Regions from separate parts of the Homo sapiens genome. Here region 2 is linked to region 1. A link is an interaction called in ENCODE POLR2A ChIA-PET data of the cell type or tissue named here. Cell type or tissue: PC-9. All regions are shown on one strand.

Region 1 (5,000 bases):
CCGGGAGGTGGAGGTTGCAGTGAGCCAAAATCGCACCATTGTACTCCAGCCTGGGTGACAGAAGGGGAGACTCCATCTCAAAAAAAAACCAAAAAACAAAAAACAGGGATGTCAGTTCTCACTTTGGGCTGCAGTTCCAGGTTTTTCAGCTTGAGGGCAATGCCCTCTCTGGGGACCCACCCTCTTCTGCCCAGAATTTCCCTGCCTCTTGTCCCTATCATTTGCACCACTGTACCCTGGCCTGGATGACAGAGTGAGACCCTGTCTCAAAGAAAGGGGAAGGGAAGGGAAGGGAAGAGGAGGGGAGGGGAGAGGAGGGGACTCAATGAATTTAGAGGTTTATTTTGCTAAGGTTGAGGACATGCCCAGGAAAAAGAGACCCAAGCCAAAGAAAAATCTGTGACCCATGGCTTTTCCAGAGAGTTTTGAGGACTTCAATATTTAAAGGAGAAAGAGTGGGCAGGAGGGGAAGGAGGAAAGAAATGAAAAAGGAGGGAAGGTGGCCGGGTGCGGTGGCTCACGCCTGTAATCCCAGCACATTGGGAGGCCGAGGTGGGCAGATCACGAGGTCAGGAGATCGAGACCATCCTGGCTAACACGGAGTGAAACCCCGTCTGTACTAAAAATACAAAAAAATTAGCCAGGCGTGGTCACGGACGCCTGTAGTCCCAGCTACTCAGGAGGCTGAGGCAGGAGAATGGCGTGAACCCGGGAGGCGGAGCTTGCAGTGAGCCAAGATCGCTTCACTGCACTCCAGCCTGGATGATATAGTGAGACTCCATCTCAAAAAACAAAACAAAACAAAACAAACAACAACAACAAAAACACTAGGGAAGGTAGTGAAATAAGTGGTCACTTTCTGTGAGGCTTTCATTCATGATCACTGAATCCACATCTTACATACGTTAATCAAGTTTAGCCTAAAGCTGCTTCTTTACATATTTCAATTTGGCCTAAAGGTTTTTCTGTACATTGTGAACTGTAACAAGCGGAGGTATAACTCGGCCATAGCCCACACCCTGTGCCAATCACTGAGTTTTGGCCAGTCAGATGTAGCCAACTGTTTGAGCCATATTCAAATAAGGCAAATGCCGACCTGTAGCCAATCCAGTTGTTTTTGTACCTCACTGACTTCTGTATGTCATTTCCCTTTGTCTATAAATCTTCTTCCATCACATGGCTGCACTGGAGTCTGTCTGAATCGGCTGTGATTCTGGGGGCTGCCCGATTCACAAATTGTTCATTGCTCAATTAAACTCCCTTAAATTTAATTTGGCTGAAGTTTTTCTTTTAACACATGTGAAAGGAGGGAAAAAGGAACAGTCAATTATGAATTCATCTTGTGCTAAATATATCTGTATTTTACACAAGATAAAGTAAACACAGAGTAGAGGAAGAAGTCAATTATGCTTTTGTCTTAGGGTGGGGGTAAGTATGATTTATTATTATTATTTTTTTCTGAGACAGAGTCTCACTTTGTCCCCCAGGCAGGAGTGCAGTAGTGTGATCTCAGCTCACTGCAACCTCCGCCTCCCGGGCTCAAGCAATTCTCCTGCCTCAGCCTCCTGAGTAGCTAGCATTACAGGTGTGTGCCACCACGCCCAGCTAATTTTTGTAGTTTTTAGTACAGACAGGGTTTCACCATGTTAGCCAGGCTGGTCTCGAACTCCTGACCTTGTGATCTGCCTACCTCAGCCTCCTAAAGTGCTGGGATTACAGGTGTGAGCCACCGCACCTGGCCTGGAAGTATGATTTAAAAAAAAGAAAAATATTGGCCGGACGCGGTGGCTCACACCTGTAATCCCAGCACTTTGGGAGGCCTAGGCGGACGGATGATGAGATCAGGAGATTGAGACCATCCTGGCTAACATGGTGAAACCCTGTCTCTACTAAAAATACAAAACATTTAGCCGGGCGTGGTGGCAGGCGCCTGTAGTCCCAGCTACTCGGGAGGCTGGGGCAGGAGAATGGCGTGAACCCGGGAGGCGGAGCTTGCAGTGAGCCAAGGTCGTGCCACTGCATTCCAGCCTGGGTGACAGGGCAAGACTCCACCTCAAAAAAAAAAAAAAATTATTGTTATTTTTTTGAGACAGAGTTTCACTCTTGTGGCCCAGGCTGGAATGCAATGGTGCAATCTTGGCTCACTGCAACCTCTGCCGCCTCAGCTCAAGTGATTCTCTTGCCTCAGCTTCCCAAGTAGCTGGAATTACAGGCATGTGCCACCATGCCTGTCTAATTTTTTGTCTATAGTAGAGACGGGGTTTCACCATGTTGGTCAGGCTGGTCACGAACTCGTGACCTCAGGTGATCCCTTGGCCTCTCAAAGTGTTGGGATTACAGCCGTAAGCCACCACGCCCGGCCATGATTTTTTTTTTTTTTTTTTTTTTTGAGACAGGGTCTTATTCTGTTGCTCAGGTTGGAGTGCAGCGGTGCGATCACACCTCACTAGAGCCTCGACCTCCTGAGCTTAAGCAATACTCCCAATGCAGCCTCCTGAGTAGCTGGTACTACAGGTGTGCACTACCACACCAGGCTAATTTAAAATCTTTTCCGTAGAGACAGCCTCTCACTGGGTTGCCCAGGGTGATCTCCAACCCCTGAGCTCCAGCAATTCTCTCACCCCAGCCTCCCAAAGTGTTGGAATTACAGGTGTGAGCCCCCATGCCTGGCCAGATTTCTATTTTTTTATTTGTCCTGTACCTGTGAAGGTAAGCTGAATTTACATGGTCAGGGTGAGGGAAGCCACCTGTGGAGATACGTGGCATTCAATCTTGCAGCTATCTGGTTAGGAACAAAAGAAAATGCAGTTTCCTGTATGACTCAGTTCCTAAGCTTAGCTTTTTGCCCTTTGACATAGTGAGTTTGGGGTCTGGTGATTTTATTTTTCTTTCACACTGTTACTGGAAAGGAGTCCCAATCAAGACCCCAAGAGAGGGTTCTTTTTTAATCTTTTTTTTTTTTTTTTTTTTTTGAGACAGGGTCTCACTCTATTGCCCAAGCTGGACTGCAGTGGCGCCCTCTGCCTCCCGGGTTCAAGTGATTCTCCTGCCTCAGCCTCCTGAGTAGCTGGGATTACAGGCACGTGCCACCACGCCCGGCTAATTTTCTTGTATTTTTAGTAGAGACAGGGTTTCCCCATGTTGGTCAGGCTGGTCTCAAACTCCTGACCTCATGATCCACCTGCCTCGGCCTCCCAAAGTGCTGGGATTACAGGCGTGAGCCACCACACCCAGCCAAGAGAGAGTTCTTGAATCTCACGCAAGAAACAATTCCAGGCGAGTCCATGGAGTAAAGTGGAAGCAAGTATATTAAGAAAGTAAAGGAATAGGCTGGGCACAGTGGCTCACACCTGTAATCCCAGCACTTTGATAGGCCAAGGTGGGCGGATCATTTGAGATTGGGAGTTCAAGACCAGACTAGCCAACATGGTGAAACCCTGTCTCCACTAAAAAATACAAAAACTAGCTGGGCGTGGTGACATACGCCTGTAATCCCAGCTACTTGGGAGGCTGAGGCAGGAGAATCGCTTGAGCTGGGGAGGTAGAGGTTGCAGTGAGCCAAGATTGCACCACTGCACTCCAGCCTGGATGACAAAGTGAGACTCCATCTCACAAAAAAAAAAAAAAAAAAGAAAGTAAAGGAACAAAGAATGTCTACTCCATAGGCAGAGCATCCCCTAAGGTTGCTGGCTGGATATTTTTTATAGTTATCTCTTGATTACATGCCCAACAAGGGTGGATTATTCATGAATTTTCTGGGAAAGGCACGGGCAATTCCTGGAACTGAGGGTTCCTCCCCACTTTTTTTTGAGACAGAGTCTTGCTCTGCCACCCAGGCTGGAGTGCAATGGTGCAATCTCAGCTCACTGCTACCTCTGCCTCCTGGGTCCAAGCAATTCTCCTGCCTCAGCCTCTGGAGTAGCTGGGATTACAGGCGCCCGCCACCATGCCCAGCTAATTTTTGTATTTTTAGTAGAGACAGGGTTTCACATCTTGGCCAGGCTGGTCTTGAACTCTTGACCTTGCAATCCACCTGCCTTGGCCTCCCAAAGTGCTGGGATTACAGGCATGAGCCACTGCGCCCGGCCGGTTCCTCCCCTTTTTAGACAATATAGGGTAACTTCCTGATGTTGCCACGGCATTTCTAAACTGTCATGGCACTGATGGGAGTGTCTTTAGCATGCTAATATATTATAATTAGCACATAATGAGCAGTGAGGACGACCAGAGGTCACTTTCTTTCTATTTTTTGAGATGGAGTTTCACTCTTGTCATCCAGGCTAGAATGCAATGGCACGATCTTGGCTCACTGCAACCTCCGCCTCCCGGGTTCAAGCAATTCTCCTGCCTCAGCCTCCTGAGTAGCTGGGATTACAAGCATGTGCCACCACGCCCAGCTAATTTTTTGTATTTTTAGTAGAGACGGAGTTTCTCCATGTTGGTCAGGCTGGTCTCAAACTCCTGGCCTCAGGTGATCCGCCCGCCTGGGCCTCCCAAAGTGCTGGGATTATAGGCGTTGAGCCACCGCACCCAGCCTACCAGAGGTCACTTTCATCGCCACCTTGGTTTTGGTGGGTTTTGGCCGGCTTCTTTGCTGCAACCTGTTTTATCAGCAAGGTTTTTTGTCACCTATGTCTTGTGCCACCCTCCTGTGTCATCCTGTGACTGGGAATGCCTCACCTCCTGGGAAAGTAGCTCAGTGGTGATGCAGGGTTTTTCTAGGCACCTTCGCTGGACTCATGGAAGGGATGCCCCATCTACTCAGCCCCCTGTGCTCAACCCCTTGCAGGAGGGAGCACACAAGTGACTAAGTGTGGGATCTGGCCAGCTGGCTTCTCCAGGCACCAACACAGGAGCAAGCTGTATGCAGGGCCCATGGCCAGAGCAGGCATGTCACCTTGAGGGGAAAGCAGCAGCACCTAGGTGAGGGTGCCCGTGTCCCCGAAGCTGCAGAGGGGGTGTTATTACAGTGCTCCTTTAGTTCTGCTGTCCACAGATGG
Region 2 (5,000 bases), 270 kb before region 1:
TCTCACTCTGTCGCCCAGGCTGGAGTGCAGTGGCATGATCTCGGCTCACTGCAAGCTCTGCCTCCTGGGTTCACACCATTCTCCTGCCTCAGCCTCCTGAGTAGCTGGGACTATAGGCGCGCACCACCACGCCTGGCTAATTTTTTGTATTTTTTAGTAGAGACAGGGTTTCACCATGTTAGCCAGGATGGTCTCGATCTCCTGACCTCATGATCCACCTGCCTCGGCCTCCCAAAGTGCTGGGATTCCAGGCGTGAGCCACCGCGCCCGGCCAAGACTTTTTATTTTCTTTGTGTGTTATTTATTCAACAAATTATTTGTTGAGCATGAATCCAGGCACAAGTCTAGGCATTTGGAATATGTAAGCTCGCCGTGTGGTTTACATTCTAGATTCTTTTATTTTTAATGTTTTTATTTAGAGACAAGGCTTCACTCTGTTGCCCAGGCTGCAGTGAGTTGACATGATTATAGCTCACTGCAGCCTCCAATTCCTGGGCTTAAGCGATCCTCCAACCTCAGCTTCCAGAGTAGCTGGGACTATAGGCATGTGCCACCATGCCTGGCTAATTAAAAAACAAACAAACAAACAAACAAACAAACAAAAAACCACATTTGTTTATAGAGATGGGATCTTGCTATGTTGCCCAGGCTGGTCTATAACTCCTGTGCTCAAGTGATCCTCCCATCTCAGCTTCCCAAAGTGCTGGGATTACAAGTGTGAGCCACTGGGCCCAGCCATCATGCTACTTTTTTTGCATAGCTCACACTAAATAAAGATCATCACCATATCCAGGTTTCTTCTATCCATAATGCTTACAATTTTCAAATGTCTGAGATGTCATGTCTTCTAGATTTTCCTGGAAGAATATTTTCTTTTTCAAAAAAAGGTCTTGTTCTGTCACCAAGGCTGGAGTGCAGTGACACGATCATAACTCACTGCAGCCTCCAATTCCTGGGCTCAAGTGATCCTCCTGCCTCAGCCTCGCTAGTAGCAGGGACTACAAGTGCACACCACCATCCCCAGCTAATTGTTTTATTTTTTTGTAGAGATGGGGTCTCACCATGTTGCACAGGCTGGTCTCAAACTCCTGGACTCAAGTGATCCTCCCACCTTGTCCTCTCAAAGCACTGAGATTACAGGCATGAGTCACTGCACCCACCCCTGGGAGAATATTTCCTAAGAGTGTGCTCTATCTGGGTATTTTTCACTGTGGAACCTCAAGCAGGGTCTGGGGTCTGGGCTGTCTTGTAATTTTCTTTTTCTTTCTTTCTTTTTTTTTTTTTTTGGAGACACAGTCTCACCCGGTCACCCAGGCTGGAGTGCAGTGGCGAGAACTCAGCTCATTGAAACCTCACCTCCCGAGTTCAAGTAATTCTTTTGCCTCAGCCTCCAGAGCTCCAGAGTAGCTGGGACTACAGATGTGCACCATCACCCCCAGATAATTTTTGTATTTTTAGTAGAGACAGGGTTTCGCCATATTGGCCAGGCTGGTCTCGAACTCCTGACCTCAAGTGATCCACCTGCCTTGGCCTCCCAAAGTGCTGGGTTTACAGGCATGAGCCTCCCCGCCCGGATAGTCTTGTCATTTTCTTCAGCCTCAGATGTCAGAATCTTAGTGGAGGCGAGGGATAATAGCAGATAAGAGCACTCTCCAACCTTCACTCATCCCTTTACTAACGCCTTACAGCACAGTGGAACTGCTGGTGAGAAAACAGGAACAGATTGGAGCCCCAATCCAGGCTGATCTTGCTGAACCACAGACCCAGCCAGCTGTTGCTGGCCCCCTAGATCCACATTCAATCCCCTACTGTTTTTTTTTAAAAACAGTTTCACTTTTTTTTTTTTTTTTTTTTTTGTATTTGAGACAGAGTCTCACTCTGTCACCCAGGCTGAAGTGCAGTGGCACAACCTTGGCTCAATGCAACCTCCGCCCCCCCCCGGGTTCAAGCGATTCTCGTGCCTCAGCCTCCTGAGTAGGTGGGATTACAGGTACCCGCCACCATGCCCAGCTAATTTTTTTTTTTTTTTTGTATTTTTAGTAGAGACGGGGTTTTGCCATGTTGGCCAGGGTGGTATTGAACTCCTGGCCTCAAGTGATCCACCTGCCTCAGCCTCCCAAAATGCTGCGATTACAGGCGTGAGCTGCTCCCAGCCCCCGTACAACTTTTAAATCAAGTGACATCAAACAGATTCATTCACCCTCTGCCCACACCCTGCAGTCTAGTGCAGTTGCTCAAACAGTTCTTGGTAGGTTTTTCCTACTTTATTCTGTTAACATGATAAATTGCACTGATTGAGTTTTTTCCCTGAAATTATTTGAACCATTAAAAATATTCATTTATTACTGTTCCAAATTGTATTCCTAATACACTTTGGTGTTATTGTTATTTTTATTTATTATTATTATTATTATTATTATTATTTTGAGATGAAGTCTCGCTCTTGTCCCCCAGGCTGGAGTGCAATGGCACGATCTCAGCTCACTGCAACCTCCGCCTCCCAGGTTCAAGCAATTCTCCTGCCTCAGCCTCCCAAGTAGCTGGGATTACAGGTGCCTGTCACCACGCCCAGCTAATTTTTGTATTTTTAGTAGAGATGGGGTTTCACCATGTTGGCCAGGCTGGTCTCAAACTCCTGATCTCAGGTGATCTGCCCGCCTTGGCCTCCCAAAGTGCTGGGATTACAGGTGTGAGCCACCATGCCCGGCCTTTGATGTTATTATTAACAAATAATAATTTTTCATACTGGTATACATGTGAAACCATGGCAACTATCATAATGTAATTTTTTTTTTTTGAGACAGGGTCTCACTCTGTTGCCCAGGCCGGAGTGCAGTGATGAAATCATGGCTCACTGCAGCCTTTAACTCCTGGGCTCAAGCTATCCTCTCATTTTGGCCTCCCAAAGTGCTGGGATTACAGATGTGTGCCACCATACCCGGCTAGATTTTCCTTTCCTCCTTCCATCCCTCTCTCCCTCCCTCTCTCCTTCCTTTCCTCCCTCCCTCATTTTCCTTTTCTCTCTCTTTCTCTCCTTCTCTCCTTCTCTCCTTCTCTCTTTCTTTCTTTTAGACAAGGTCTCACTCTGTTGCCCAGGCTGGAGTGCAGTGGTATGATCACAGCTCACTGCAGCCTCAATCTCCCACACTCAGGTGATCCTCCCATCTCAGCCTCCAAGGTAGCTGGGCATACACCACAGGCATGCACCACCACACCTGGCTCATTGTTTCCCCCCATGGAGTCTTGCTCTGTCACCCAGGCTTGAGTGCAGTGGTGTGATCTCAGCTCACTGCAACCTCTGCCTCCTGGGTTCAAGTGACTGTCGTGCCTCAGCCTCCCAAGTAGCTGGGATTACAGGCACCCGCCTCCATGCCCTGCTAATTTTTAAAAATATTTTTATAGAGAGACAAGATTTCACCATGTTGCCCAGGCTGGTCTCAAACCCCTAAGCTCAAGTGATCTGCCTGCCTCGCCCTCCCAAAGTGCTGGGATTATAGGCTTGAGCCATGGCGACTGATCCGGCTAATTTTTAATATTTTGTAGAGATGAGGTCTCACTGTGTTGCCCAGACTGATCATGAACTGCTGGGTTCAAGCAATCCTCCCCCACCTCAGCATCCCAAAGTGCTGTCATTACAGGCATGAGCCACCATGTCCAGCCTTTTCTTCTTTTTTTAAGTTTCCTTGTTAGTAGACAAGGATAGCTTTCTTTTTCTTTTTCTTTTTTTTGAGACAGTCTCATTCTGTCACCAGGCTGGAGTGCAGTGGTGCGATCTTGGCTCACTGCAACCTCGGCCTCCCGGGTTTGAGCCATTCTCCTGCCTCAGCCTCCCTAGTAGCTGGGACTACAGGCGCCTGCCACCACGCCCAGCTAATTTTTGTACTTTTAGTAGAGACGGGGTTTCACTGTGTTGGCCAGGATAGTCTCGATCTCTTGACCTTGTGATCCGCCCGCCTCGGCCTCCCAAAGTGCTGGGATTACAGGCAGGAGCCACAGCGCCCAGCTTCTTTTTCAGAAAGTATCTTAGTGAGGTGAAGGGCACATAACGTTAATTTAATCACTGCATAGAGGCCCTAGTACATTTACAATGTCATACAGCTACCACCTCTACCATTTCCTTCCTTTTTGTTGTTTTTTACTGTTTCTTGGTCAGGTGAATTCCAAAACATTTCCATCACGCAGTTCCTCACCATTTTTTCCTTAGCCCTTGGCCTCTGGCAATCGGCAATCTGCCTGTTCTCCATGGATTCGTCTTTGTGGATATTTCACGTAAGTGCAATCATATAGTACGTGACTGTGTCTCCCTGTTTTCACTTAACAGGATGCTTTGGAGGTATATCCATGTTGTAGCAAATATCAGTGTTTCATTCTTTTTTTTTTGGTGGGGGGGCAGACAGAATCTTGCTCTGTCGCCAGGCTGGAGTACAGTGGTGCAATCTCGGCTCACTGCAACTTCTGCCTCCTAGGTTCAAGTGATTCCACTGCCTCAGCCTCCCAAGTAGCTGGGACTACAGGCGTGCGCCACCACGCGTGGCTAATTTTTTGTATTTTAGTAAAGATGAGTTTTCACCATGTTGGCCAGGATGGTCTCGATCTTATGACCTTGTGATCTGCCTGTCTTGGCCTCCCAAAGTGCTGGTGGCTTGAGCCACTGCGCCCGGCCCATTCTATTTTTTTTTTTTTTTTTGAGACGGAGTCTCGCTCTGTTGCCCAGGCTGGAGTGCAGTGGCGTGATCTTGGCTCCCTGTCACCTCTGCCTCCCGGGTTCAAGCCATTCTCCTGCCTCAGCTCCCTGAACAGCTGGGATTACAGACCCACACCACCAACCCAGCTAATTGTTTTGTACTTTTAGTAGAGATGGGGTTTCACCATGTTGGCCAGGCTGGTCTCGAACTCCTGACCTCAAGTGATTTGCCTGCCTCAGCCTCCCAAAGTGCTGGGATTACAGGTGTGAACCACCACGCCTGGCCGTTTCATTCCTTTTTATGGCCAAATAATGT

What was found. Peaks named below come from ENCODE experiments on the same cell type or tissue, not always from the same donor. Only the 100,000 strongest peaks of a DNase experiment are listed, where the experiment ranks them.
Region 2: POLR2A ChIA-PET joins it to region 1 with 8 read pairs; 4 of 35 experiments call an interaction of 5 or more read pairs at or near these places.

Annotation. Positions count from the first base shown.
Region 1 is chr7:74,139,661-74,144,660 of GRCh38, reverse strand. No RefSeq gene overlaps it. Among named protein-coding and RNA genes, the nearest start is that of EIF4H, 32 kb to the left of the region's middle. In PC-9, no CTCF peak of the experiment used is centred here; DNase peaks (open chromatin) are centred at 2,150 and 2,770; H3K4me3 peaks cover 608 bases; H3K27ac peaks cover 3,064 bases.
Region 2 is chr7:74,408,954-74,413,953 of GRCh38, reverse strand. No RefSeq gene overlaps it. Among named protein-coding and RNA genes, the nearest start is that of GTF2IRD1, 42 kb to the left of the region's middle. In PC-9, no CTCF peak of the experiment used is centred here; no DNase peak of the experiment used is centred here.